4 separate regions of the Homo sapiens genome follow, and all the other regions are linked to region 1. A link is a contact called in ENCODE Hi-C or POLR2A ChIA-PET data. All regions are on one chromosome and are shown on one strand. Each heading gives the region's core, a stretch centred on a gene start or an enhancer-like site at or near the end of the contact. The rest is flanking DNA. Distances are from core to core; before and after follow the strand shown.

Region 1 (2,992 bases), core at 274-2,773:
GATTCAGTAAAAGGACCTTAGTAATACTAAAAATATTTATACCTAGATAATGCCAGACTATTAGATTTCAGAACTTATAAAATAGGTAATTTAAAACATTACCTATAAATTTTTAAAATTCAAATTAAAACTTCATGAAATTCAAAAACTCACACTTCAGGAAGATAGTGGTATTTCTGAAGAGGATCTTTCCAAAACTAAAATAATTTTTCCCCTGCAAACATAAAGGAAAGATAATTAGCCTCAGATGGCTTCAATTACCAAAGCATCATATAACTATCTAAGACTGCTAGAAATTCCAACTTAACTTAAATCTTTATGGGACGTACCCCTTAATCAGTTCATTCCCTTTACTCACCAATCACTGCTCAGAATAACCAATCATTTTTTCTAATGAACTATTCTGTGTGCAAATAACCAGAGTTTTATTTTCAAATCTAAAAAGACTTAACTATTAACCATTTTAGTAACAAGTAAAAACCTAACTGAACACCTGAAAATCTTCACCACTGAACAAAAGGTATAACGTTTACCATAATAAAAGCCCAAATAAGATTTGGACATTACAGTCAGTGAGCAGAGCAGAATGAAACAAAAAGGCCAACGTAGGTTTAATGGGGCTAATGCTTTTCAGCATTTCCTCCCTGCATCTGGTTTTTGTCTGCTCACAGGACTATACCTGTTACTGAAATAAGGTTTAAAATGGGTAAGGGGCAGAAAGGGTCAACCCATGTAGTTAATTATCCAAATGAAAGACTAGCCTTACCACATTAAATTTTAAGTACTATTTCTTCAATTTTAACCATTCCCATGTTAAAACACATTTCTTAAATCTCTATGCTTTCTAGTCACACAGTAAAGCTTAGAATAGCCATTCCAAAGTTGAAGCGAAGTCGAACCATCTCGTAAGCAGAATTACCCAGGGACCAAGAAGTGCAGAGGAAGAAAAAGAAAGAAAGAAATGAAGACTCCTATTTACATATCTTTCTTATCCAACCCGGGGACACTGGATTCTGTGAAACATCTGAAAGATAAACAACTCTCCGTTTGTACATCAAGTTTACATCTCAAGTCAGGCACTGAAAGTTCTGTTTTTCTGATGAGAAGCCGCTCCACCACTCCTTTCTGTTGCTGAAGTGGCCCTTACATTCCCGCTAGCCTAATCACAGAAGTGCGCGGCTTTCCACTCCAGGGAGGTGGGTCCCAGTTGGCTAGCCACACAGACCATCCCAGCAACCCCACCCCTTTTGAAGAGACTTTTGCGGAACCTTCATGGACCCCTTGGGCCGCCGTAGCCCCACCCCTTGCTCCTCTAGGTTCAGACGTTAGTGAAGTGAATACTCACCGACGGTATCGGAATGTGCCATTTGGACCGGTCGGCAGCAGCTACGGTTGCCGGTCCCGCACTGAAAAACGACAGTGGTGACGGGTGAGCTCCCAGAAGCAGAAGAATGACAGGCAACACCTGAAGCCACGCAGCCGCCGCCATCTTCACAGCCGTGGAGTGCCTACCGAAAGCATTTCACCCTCTTCCGGTTCGTCCCGCCTTCTTCCGGCTCTGCTCTAAGGGCGGGATTATCCGGGTCCTGGAAACGTCGCGGAGCTTGTTTGCTGTGCGGCGTAGCGGCCCCTCTCTCAGACAGTCGTCTGTGCGCCGTGAGACTTTGGACCTACTGCGCAGGCGTCATCCTGTTGGAACCTGGTCAGCTGGGTTAGAGAGATCGCTACATGCCAGCCTGGCCTGAGTCTTTTCTGTCTCCCAGCCGTTAAAGGTTTTAGGACCAGGCAGGCACCCCGTGCAGGATTTGGCTCTCTACTTCCGCTCGCCCCAGCCCTTCATCCCTTCTAAGTCAATGTCAGACTTTGGGGCCAGAAAGTCTGGAAAAGCCCTAAGCCTGGCTGCCCAAGTGGCGTCTAGTAGTGAGTTCTCCGGTTTGGGTGGTATTTAAGCAAAGGCTGGAATTCGGCGGTGGTGGAGTACACGCGATTCCTAGACTGGGTAGTGTAACAACCTTCAAAGGCCCCTTCTAGCCCTGAAGAGTACGATGCTGCAGTACAATCTGGCTGGAGACCTAGCCTCCAGCAAAGACCCGGCCGGCACTTCCCACCCTTAACCGAAAACGGAGACAGAGAGGGTCAGTTTTCAAAATCTGTGGCGTGACCCCGCCACTGAGATAGATCTGCAGATGCTTCGTCCCAGTCAGGGAGGCCGTCTCGGCATTTCCAGGTTCTTAACGCTCTTGATTTTTACCCTCTAGGACTCATTGCGTACACGCCCTCACCGCCGCCCAGTTTCGGTTCCTAACAAAAGCACGTTCCTCATCAGCCACCCATAATCAAGACAAATTTGCCAAATAAATCATTGTAGAAACGCTAGTTTGGGCCTGAAAAATTCCAGGAGCAAGAGTCAAGATTTGTCACTCCATGAGAATCTGGAGGGGACTCCCTTCCCAGAAACTTGACGATGAAGTACTGGTTGTAATTTTAGAAAGACACCCAATCGGCTTTTTTAAAAGATCGCCCAGGGCCCTTGTCCTGAGAGCTGGGAGCTGGTCGGAGTGACAGAGAAGCCATGGAAGCAGCAGTGAAAGAGGAAATAAGGTAAAGGCCAAGTGCTTCTGTAGCGAGTGACCCCAGGGTCCCTAGAAACAGGGAATAGTGTTTTAATTGCATTTCTTATTTGCGTATTTGGTATTTGCTGACCTTTATCTTTTCTCTCAATTCGCGGGAAGTTAGTTGATATTAATAGCCTCTCATAAAATACTTTCAGGATGGTTAAATAGGCCGGGTGCAGTGGCTCACGCAGGTAATCCCACAGCACTTTGGGAGGCTAAGGTGGGAGGATCGCTTGAGTTCAGGAGTTCGAGACCCCCTCCCCGCCCCCTCGGAGTCCCAGCTACTTGGGAGACCACTGGGAGGATGGATTTGGAGGCTGCAGTGGAGCTGTGATCTTGCCACTGCTTGGGCAACAAAGTGAGACCCTGTCTCCAAA
Region 2 (2,992 bases), core at 224-2,723, 1.2 Mb before region 1:
ATACATATGTTTCTTTTTTAGGTAAATTTAGGCAAAAAATATATTAATAGTTACCTAAGACTGGAGGGAGGGGGAATGGGGAGTGACTGCTAAATGGCTTCTAGAGATTCTCTTTTAGGGTGATGAATTAAATAGTGGTTGATGGCTACAGAATTTAATAAATATAGTTTCAGAAAATTACTTAATTATACGCTTTAGAAAGCGGAATTTTTTGGTATTTGAATCATATTTCAATAAAGCTATTATTTAATTTAAGTTGCCACTGAAAAGCCACAATAATTTTGTTGTGGAGGAAATAATGAAAGTCACTGACTGGAAAAGTAACCTGTGACGTTAGCCAGGTCAACCTCCAAATTCCTTCCCCCATTTCTAACAAGTACATCAAACTAGAGACAGTGTGTGAATCAAAGAATTCCAGGCACAGTTGGCTGTTAACTAGAATAGTAAGTGGCTGCCTAGGTTCTGTCATTCCTAAACTGTAGGGGGCTTCTAGCCTCGGAGATTACGGAAGTAGTACTTTCCATTAGCGAGCTCAAGAAGGAATGTCAAAATAGGATGACACTTTCCTAGTCGCTATGTAAAAACCTAAAAAACCAGAAGAGGTGTCATCTAGACACTCCCAAGTCTATGCAGGTGTCAGCCTGCCCCCACCCAACACCAGCCAGCAGCGTGCACCATTCAACCGTATCTCAACTTGCCCCTTACAAAATGACACACTAACAAGCCCTTAGATCTCATTTGTTTAAAATGACAGATACACAACCTTCACGGGGTTCCCACTCAAGGCCTTCCAGCCTCCGCCCTGCCCCTGCCCACCCCCAAACCTACACACGTGTTAGCCCGACACCGCCCCACCGGGTCCCACGTGCACCTGGTCTAACACACTCCCCACGTGTGGGCGCCCCACGGGCTTCCTCAGGTGGCTGAGGTCACCGCATGACCCCGGGTCTCCAGAGATATGAAACGGGAAGGACAAGGCCCTAGTCCCTGAGGTCCCAACCCTGCGGGGAGTGTCCACACCCATCCTCCATACTAACCCCAACAAATCCAAGGGCCGGGGGCGACGGCCCCTTTAAGACGCGGCCCAGTTGTCGCCCGCAGAGAGGGGCGCAACAAGACCTACACAACCCCCACTCCGTTCGCCCGCCCACGTCTAGTTGCCTCACCTCGGGCCGCCTGGCCCCGCCGCCGCGACGGCGGCGGAGGGGGGGCGGGGTGCGGGCGGGGTCCGGAGGGGGGGGTCGCCCCGCCGACGGTGGAGCCGCGGTTCGCTCTCTGAGGCCGTGGGACGGTGACTGCGTTGGGCGTGGACGCTCCTAGCTCGCTCCCTCCGCGGCTCCTGGGACCCCAAGATGGCGGCGGCGCTGAGGCGGCTGCGGGCGCTGGGCCGGCGGCGGCGGCGGCCACTTTCACTCACTGAGAGGAGCGGAGCAGGGACACGGGGAGCCATGGCGGGGGGGAGGAGAGGCGCCATAGCCAGGCCAGAACAATCGAGCCGCTACACGGGTGGCTTACCCCCACCCCGCCCACACTCACTGCTCGTCGCCTGCCCGTGGCCACCCGTAGTGCCGCTGCCGTCGGCCTCGCGCAGCTCGCACCCCGCCGCTGCCACCTGACGCCCCGTGCGAACCGGGGTTCGAGGGGAGACCCTGATCCATGCCATCTGAGTACAGATTAGTCGGGACTGGGACTGGCGAAGATTGCCGAAAGGCGGCGGGGAGGAGGAGGAGGATGTCATCGCTACAGTGAGCAAGCAGATCTCGCAGGAGAAAATGTCGCGAGAGCTTTCCAGGCCCGCAACCGCCGATGCAAGGTTACTTTTCCCGGAAGTAACGTCAATCGAAACCGCCCGGGATCCTGGGATATTTGTTCCCGCAGGCTAGAGGTGGGAAGGTGCAGCCAAGTTGATAAGATCTCTTTAGGGGAAGGAGAGGCTCGCAGCTGGTATTTTGTTACTAGTTTCTGACCCCTTTGGATGGGGTTGTAGATTGTCGGGGAAGTGCCTGGTGTGTAGTTCGACTACTATACAGTAATTAGTTTGGGGCTCCCATTTAGACTCTGGGAGCAAGAACGCTATAGGTTGGGTAGGACAGCATAGTTAGATAAGATGTCTACGTGAAGGTTGTGGGATACAAGGACTTGGGAACACGCAGACCTGTTATCGGAAATGCCAGCCTGTTCTCACATCCACACAGTGTGCCTCTGAAAAGCGAATAATTGCTTTTACCTGTGCCAATTCTACAATTTGAGTCCACTGCCACCCACATTTACTAAACTTGGGGTCTCGCTATGTTGCCCAGTCTACTGGGCTGGTTCCCAGTCTCCTGGCCTGAAGTGATCCTCCTGCCTGGAAGGATCACCTCAGGCCAAACGTCTCAGAGCAGTCCATTAGACTGGTCAACATAGCGAGACCCCGTCTCTACAAAAAAGACAACATAATAAATGTAATCGACCCAACTACCAGGATGTGTGGTGAGAATTGCCTAGGGTAAGGCCTAGGTGTAGATAAGAATTAGAACTTACTGAAAGTTAAATATGCTGTTAATTCAGTTCCTTTGGGTCTCATTCTTTAATCCATTTTAACCTGGCCCTTAGCATTTAACTAAAAAGTACTTTATTAAGGTCATCAAGTAGCCTTCTTGTGCTGAGTTAACTGACCTTTAAAAAGTTAAATTTGTGTCAGGGTGCAGTGCCACACGCCTGTAATCCCAGCACTTTGGGAGGTCAGGTGGTCGAATCACCTGAGGTCAGGAGCTCGAGACCAGCCTGACCAATATGGTGAAACCCCATCTCTACTAAAAATACAAAAATTAGCCGGGCGTGGTGGCGGGTGCCTGTAGTCCAGCTACTTGGGAGCCTGAGGCAGGAGAATCGCTTGAACCTGGGAGGCGGAGGTTACAGTGAACCGAGATCGCACCATTGCACTCCAGCCTGGGCAGCAAGAGCGAAATTCCGTATCAAAAAGAAAAAAAAAAAAATCCATCTCAAAAAG
Region 3 (2,992 bases), core at 147-2,646, 1.1 Mb after region 1:
AAGACGGTCAGGAACTGCTCTAGCACCAACAGTTCTACAATCTGCTCCTTGGTGCGCACCTCCGGCCTTAGCCACCGACAGCAAAGTTCCCAGAGTTGGCTGAAAGCCTCCCGCGGCCCAGCCACCTCCTGGTAATGGAATCTCCTGAAACGCTGTCGGAAGGTCTCAGAGTTAGTGCCATTCTCTCTTAGAGCTGATTTGGCCATCATTAATAGCAGAATGCAGCTTCCCTTCGCTTAGGAGTCTGGGTTCCAGGGCTTACATCTATCTTCCCATGTCCTTGGAGAATCCCCTGCAGATGACTGTAAGAGGTGTTTCTTCCTAGGGCAGAGAAAGATGGCACTATCAGAAGGAATACATTCATATGTCTAAAGTCTTGCCAGAGCTGGCCTGCCTTTCCATGTGCTCCGAGTGGCCTTCTAAGGTAGCACAATCTTCAGTAAATAGACTTTGCAAAAACTGCTTTTCTGGTTGACTTCCAGGGCAGCCCCAGGAAGCAGCAGAGAATAAAAGTACTGTCTGCCCCTCTCCCACCTCCTCCAAATCCGATCCCATTTAACTTCCCTGGCCAATGTTGCACAGTGAGTCCGAACCATATAGGAGAGCTGGAGTTCGAGAGGATCTAAAGACAAGTCACCATCCTGCTTGAAGGCAACAAAAAGCCTCTGTCCAGCTGGTCGCAGCTGATCTCCCCCAGTATCTCCGCAGTCCTTCCCGAGGCCTTCTGCGTCCGCCCCGCCCCCTCGGGCTGCACAACTCCCAAAGCCCACCCCAGGCAAAAATCACGTCCAGAATCTCGGGTCTTTGTTTTCCCCGCGTAGTAGTAGCCGCTCAGCAAGGATTAGGGAGCTACCTGTCGGAAAACCTCGCGCAAGGAGAGAAGCTGGTTTTGGCTCCAAAGCGAGGACCATGGGGGCTTGGGGAGAGTCACATTGGGCAGGAGAGACGGAATCCGAGGAGCAGTAGTAACGGGCTTCCTGAGGACGGGCTCGGGTGTCGGCCAGAGGCTCCAGGTGCTGCCGGTTCGCGGACGCAGAGCTCTCAGCCCAAGGAGCAGCGGCTGCGGGATTCTGGCCTCTTTTGTCTCCGCTCCCTCCGGCCGGGTAACCCGGAGCCGTCGTGCGGTCCCTCCAGAGGCCTCTGACCCGGCTAAGGCGCCCTGAGGGCGCCCTCCAGCCCACCCCTGGGAGCGTCTCCCTCTCGAGCTGCCCCTCAACCCCCTCGCATCCTTGCCTCCGGGCCAGCCTCACCCACTCGGGGTCCGACCCTGACCCCGGCCCCGGCCCCGGCCCCGGCCCCGGCTCTCCAGCCTCCCAAGTACAGCTCCCAAACCGGAAGTCCGAGCGGGCGGCTCGGGGCACCGAGGGCGCATGCGCGAGGGCAGCGACCGCGACTCAGTCTCCGCAGAGCCCGGGCGGGAGTAGCTGGTGGACCCCGTTGAGCTGCCGAACTTCCGGGACTCCCCCGCGACCCCTTCCCAGCTTCCCGTCCGCTCCGCCGCAGCGATTGTCTCGGTGGGTTGATTCGGCACAAACCGCCCGACCCAGGGGCCGGTGCGCGTGTGGAAGGGGAAGCACTCCCCTCGTGGTCGCCTGGAGGTGCGCTGGAGGAGGGGGTGACATAACCAGGGACTCGAGGTCCGCCGTGGGAATGATCCACGAACTGCTCTTGGCTCTGAGCGGGTACCCTGGGTCCATTTTCACCTGGAACAAGCGGAGTGGCCTGCAGGTACTGTCCGGCGCAGAGCGCGGGAACCAGGGAGCGCAGGAGGGGGGACCTGAGCCAGCGCCTGGGGGAGTAGGCTGAGGGACCTAGCGAGCGGGGCTTCCAGGGCTGGGGGCGTATCCCTGGACAGGTGACTGGAGGGCAGCCCCTTAGGGTCAAGGCTGATGCGACACCTAGAGAGGCCGGGCCTAGGCTAGAAAACGGAGGGCAGACCTCGAAGAGCCCCACCTGTGGCGGGGCGAGGAAAGGGCCTGAGGTCCAGGTGTCTGACAGTTGCTGGGGAATGATATAGAAGTGTGGGAGGCACTTTCTCCTATTTATTTTCACACGTGCATTGTTTGAGTTTTGAAGTACTGGGCCAAATACACAGCTCCCAAACACATGGTAAGCGCTCAGTAAAGTTTGTTGAAGGAAATAAATGAAATCGAGAGCGTGTGGTGTTTCCCTCATTACTCCTTTACCAGAAAATTTCTGCACTAGGTAAAGCACTTGGTAGGGGGCCTTTGTGTAACCAGGAATGTATGATGTTCCGTATGCATTATCTTATTTAATCCTCACAACCACCTTATCCATTTTACAGATTAAGCTAGGTTTAGAATAGTTAAATAACTATCGGGGTCATAGCTAGTAATTAACAGAGCTTAGTTTTGAAGCCAGGTCTGTCTGGCTTCAGTATTTGAACTACTTTTACCTGCTTCTGCTTCCAGTAATGTTATCTAATGCTCTCAATAATTTAGTCCACTTAGGTATTGTTTCTACCAGTTAACAAATGAGCAAACTGAAGCTCAGAAAACTTTATGCTGGCCAGTCCTAGTAGTGGCAAGACTGAAATCTAGGTCCGTCTGATCACCAAGACATGCCGATTCTTAGGAGACTGTGGAAGAGCAGAAAAAGTACATTCTTAGTCTATAAAACCTATAAATCAAACAGTTTCCTTTCGTTATTATTTATGAACATGTATTTGGAGTTTGGGAGTTTAGGTGAATTTTTGAAAAAAACAGGTGAAGATTTGTGTGGTGGAGTTTGAATTGTTATCTTTCACCTGTAGGTCTTTGAAGACTAATTCGATGTTTCACTTTTCTCCATAGATCTTAGTACAATGCCAGGCATATAGGAGGACAGTATTTAGGAAGTATGTGGGTGCCTGATGGTCCAAAATAAGAAGAGATAACACAGTACAGGAAAGATAGCTAGGGAGGGGGTGGGGGAGACAACCACAAGTAATTCATCTTTTCCCTTCCTTTCTTTCTTATGAAAAATTCTCAAT
Region 4 (2,992 bases), core at 172-2,671, 1.1 Mb after region 1:
AACCCCCAAGGCTGGACTTACTGGGGACAGTCTCCCTCCCAGAACCAGAACCCGACTCTCTGAGAGTCTTGTCATGGTGTGATAAAGGCGTCCATCCCACTGAACTCCAGTCCCACAACTGCCTATTTGGCTGCCTTTCCATTCAGAGTCACAATCTCTTGAGAGCAAGTGAAACTGGCTCACTCGGCAGTGCCGCCCCTCCTGCTCTCCAAATCCTCCTGCACTGAGAATAACGTCTGGGCTCAAGAAGACAGAGGCGTGGCCATATCTCTTCAGGTTTGGGACCTGGCCCTCGCTACTGACTACGCTGGCAGGGAATACCCCTGAAGGCGAAGCAGGATTTACGCGAGGAAATGCCTCTGAGGATGGAAACACTAGGGTGTGGGAGAGGGTGTCTCCCCTAGAAGCTGCCAGAATGAAATAATGGGCGCACTTCAGATGCCACTCCTCAAATTCGTCAAAGGGTTCAATATTTTCCACCCGCCGGCGTTCTTCTGCGGGAAGAAAGCAGTGATAGAATTCATTCATGTCCACGGCACCGCAGGCGGTCCAGCCAGCTTGAAGGAAGCGGCGCCGCTGCGCCTCCACGTCAGGAAAACGCTCCAGGCCATGCAGGGGGGAGTTTAGCTGCCGAAAATGTTGCAGCATGAACTGGCCAAAGGCGTCTTGAGGCCTCATCTGCTCATAGACCACGAAAAGGGCATTAGGAAAACGCTGGGCTGCCCAGGCGATGAGGGCCGCGGCACTCTCCGGCTCGAGGTAGGTCAGCACCGCCTCGGCCAGGAGCAGAGTGGGTGAGGCTGCGTCGAGCCCCGCGGCGCCCAGGGCCTCCTCCACTCGCTGGAGCTGCCGCAAGTCCAGACCCAGGATGCAGTAGTCTGCGCTCTCAAAGCACAGCGCGGACGCGGGCTCCCCCCTCTCGAAAGGCCCGGTTAACGCGCACAGCTCTGGCGTCTCTCCAATCCTTTCTGCTTTGCGCCGCGCCACGTCCGGAAAATCCACCTCCCAGACTGCAGCCCGGGCCAGGCGGCCCGCGGTTTTTAAGCGAAAATAGAGCGAGTCGAAGCCAGCGCCGAGAGACAAGATCTGCGCGCGAAGCGCGGCCTGGGGCGCGCCAATCTGCTCCAAAAAAGCGCGCACGCAGTGCCTCACGGCGCGTGCGCGGACGTAGTAGCCTCGGTGAATGAGCGGTGCGCGGCGCGCCGCGCCCGGAACCAGCAACGCGGCAAAGGGGTCCTGCACGTACCCGCGCGCGGCCAGGGAACGCTTGCTGAGGGCGCTGCTGTCGTTGGTGTTCTGTACCGCGCCTGCCCGACGCTCACGGCTCCGGGGGCCCATGGCCAGAAGAGACTCAGGAATGGCAGTCTGTCACGGTTGTGAGCCGCCCCTTGGTTAGCACACACCTCACGGACCTCGGTAGGGGGAAAAAAACCACCCATGCTCCTGGACTTCCCCTTCCGCCGGCACTTGTGCGTCACTTCCGGGAAGAGCGCATCTCGCCAACCAGAATTGAGGAGGGTGTAGCCAGTGCTAAGTTCGCTTGCGGCTGACCTTTCTTTGGAATGTCGTGAGTTCCATTTGTCCCAGAATACGGTCCGCTACCGCTGTGACATGAGTGTTAGGGAAGGCGGGTTGTCACGTTTCTACAAGCCTTCCAGTCAAAAGGGAAACCTTGCCTAAGTCCTTGTAGTTGAGAAATCTCTAAGAGGTGAGTCTGTGGGGACTGACGACTTGGCTTCCTTGGACCGCCAAGGAAGGGTCTGGTAGGAGCCAAGAAGGGTCGGCACCACGGACCTTCAGTAGGCAAGGATTAGTTAGCTTCCTTGGGTGCTAATAGTTGCTGATTTATTTAATGCTCTCACAGTTGCAAAAGAGAACCCCATTTAAAACTTGAAAACAAGTCACTAAGGCCAGGGTGCAAACTGAAGAAACCGACCTTTACAAATAATTTATAGACACCTAACAAGAAGACGTTTCCCCACAGATAGTAGACTGTTGATTCCCTTGTATTCCCAGCCCTATGTTAGACTGACGGTGAATAAACCACTCAGCCTCTCTTTCTCATCACACCGCCTTGGAGAATTCTGTGGATTTTAAAGTAGTGTTGAATATGTCCCCAGAAAGGGGAGTCACTGAAGAGAGGTGATTGTTCCCTGTGATATGTTCTGAGCTTTGTTTTTAAGGAGTAAATCCAGGTTAGACTTCAGAATAATCATAAAGTTTCTAAATTGGGTGTCTGGGAGTCATCCATAGGAAACCACTTCCAGAGACATTTAGGAAATTTATCATTTGTTCACTGGGATTTGGTGACTGACTGGCTGAAATAGAAAAGGAAATCAGATAACTTTATGGTTAACTACAGGTGGTACTGCATAATGGTTAAGAGTGTGAGTTTTGGAGTCCAGCAGATTTGGATACTGGAGTCAAGAAAAAGTTTCGTATTTTCCAATGTTTTCTTGTGGAACAAAATGAAATAAGAAAGAAAAGGTTTGGATCAGGATAAAGATTCGGTAATTGAAAAGTGACATTTAGATTTGGTGTTTAAAAGCTCATTAATGGCCTTAGGGAGAGCAGTTTCTGTGGAGCAATAAGGGCAGAATCCATGTTTCAGTGAATAGGAGGTGAGTTAAAGGAGGTATCCAGTCTAAATTATTATACTTTCGAGGAGCTTAACTCAGAAGGAAAAAAGGGTCAGGGCAGTGGCTAAAGAATATTGTGGGATAAAAGAGTCTTTTGTTTTGTTTTCAGGTGGAAGCAAATACTGCACATGCGTGTTGGTCCTGTGAGGGAAACCAGCTAGTGGAGAGGGAGAGGTTGAAGGAACAGAAAAATGAGAAGACAACTCACTGGTAGAGTAACTTGGAATAGATAGAAATGGGATCCTGGGCACGTATTAGTTGTGGGGATAGGAGAATGAATCCTTTATCTGTGACTCCTGATGGGGTAAAAAAAAGATTATGGATAATCATAAGCTCAGGTGTGAGGTAGGGCA

The links. A loop is a pair of places that touch in the nucleus more often than their neighbours do. ChIA-PET counts read pairs that join two places held with the same protein, here RNA polymerase II (POLR2A). Pooled maps may share reads with other maps.
Region 2: a loop to region 1 is called in a map of CD8-positive, alpha-beta T cell, with 6 times the contacts of the local background. The contact joins the promoter of INO80 here to the promoter of TMEM87A in region 1. A Hi-C loop is called at or near these places in 3 of 168 maps with a recorded cell type or tissue (CD8-positive, alpha-beta T cell and naive thymus-derived CD4-positive, alpha-beta T cell), 2 of 37 single-sample maps with no recorded cell type and 12 of 50 pooled maps. POLR2A ChIA-PET finds 5 or more read pairs at or near these places in 2 of 52 experiments (naive thymus-derived CD4-positive, alpha-beta T cell and naive thymus-derived CD8-positive, alpha-beta T cell).
Region 3: a loop to region 1 is called in a map with no recorded cell type, with 7 times the contacts of the local background. The contact joins the promoter of TUBGCP4 here to the promoter of TMEM87A in region 1. A Hi-C loop is called at or near these places in 1 of 37 single-sample maps with no recorded cell type and 6 of 50 pooled maps. POLR2A ChIA-PET finds 5 or more read pairs at or near these places in 1 of 52 experiments (CD4-positive, alpha-beta T cell).
Region 4: a map of CD8-positive, alpha-beta T cell shows a loop between it and region 1 (6-fold over the local background). The contact joins the promoter of LCMT2 here to the promoter of TMEM87A in region 1. A Hi-C loop is called at or near these places in 3 of 168 maps with a recorded cell type or tissue (CD8-positive, alpha-beta T cell and naive thymus-derived CD4-positive, alpha-beta T cell), 1 of 37 single-sample maps with no recorded cell type and 11 of 50 pooled maps. POLR2A ChIA-PET finds 5 or more read pairs at or near these places in 1 of 52 experiments (CD4-positive, alpha-beta T cell).

Annotation. Positions count from the first base shown.
Region 1 is chr15:42,271,910-42,274,901 of GRCh38, forward strand. It overlaps TMEM87A (transmembrane protein 87A), which reads right to left and starts at 1,524. Exons shown (of 20, transcript NM_015497.5): 1 at 1,346-1,524; 2 at 154-214. The coding sequence starts at 1,489. It overlaps GANC (glucosidase alpha, neutral C), which reads left to right and starts at 1,292. Exons shown (of 24, transcript NM_198141.3): 1 at 1,292-2,601. The coding sequence starts at 2,573. RefSeq lists enhancers at 874-1,123, 1,284-1,513, 1,486-2,685.
Region 2 is chr15:41,114,807-41,117,798 of GRCh38, forward strand. INO80 (INO80 complex ATPase subunit) reads right to left here and starts at 1,474. Exons shown (of 36, transcript NM_017553.3): 1 at 1,167-1,474. RefSeq lists enhancers at 336-1,116, 742-791, 872-921, 972-1,051, 1,117-1,896 and 2 more and a silencer at 1,152-1,421.
Region 3 is chr15:43,369,705-43,372,696 of GRCh38, forward strand. It overlaps TUBGCP4 (tubulin gamma complex component 4), which reads left to right and starts at 1,397. Exons shown (of 18, transcript NM_014444.5): 1 at 1,397-1,728. The coding sequence starts at 1,651. ZSCAN29 (zinc finger and SCAN domain containing 29) reads right to left here and starts at 1,339. Exons shown (of 6, transcript NM_001372080.1): 1 at 854-1,339; 2 at 1-321. The coding sequence starts at 209. RefSeq lists a silencer at 1,038-1,307 and an enhancer at 1,408-1,527.
Region 4 is chr15:43,329,152-43,332,143 of GRCh38, forward strand. It overlaps LCMT2 (leucine carboxyl methyltransferase 2), which reads right to left and starts at 1,422. Exons shown (of 1, transcript NM_014793.5): 1 at 1-1,422. The coding sequence starts at 1,338. MAPDA (N6-Methyl-AMP deaminase) reads left to right here and starts at 1,521. Exons shown (of 13, transcript NM_001324366.2): 1 at 1,521-1,708; 2 at 2,749-2,849. RefSeq lists enhancers at 1,330-2,280, 1,513-1,562.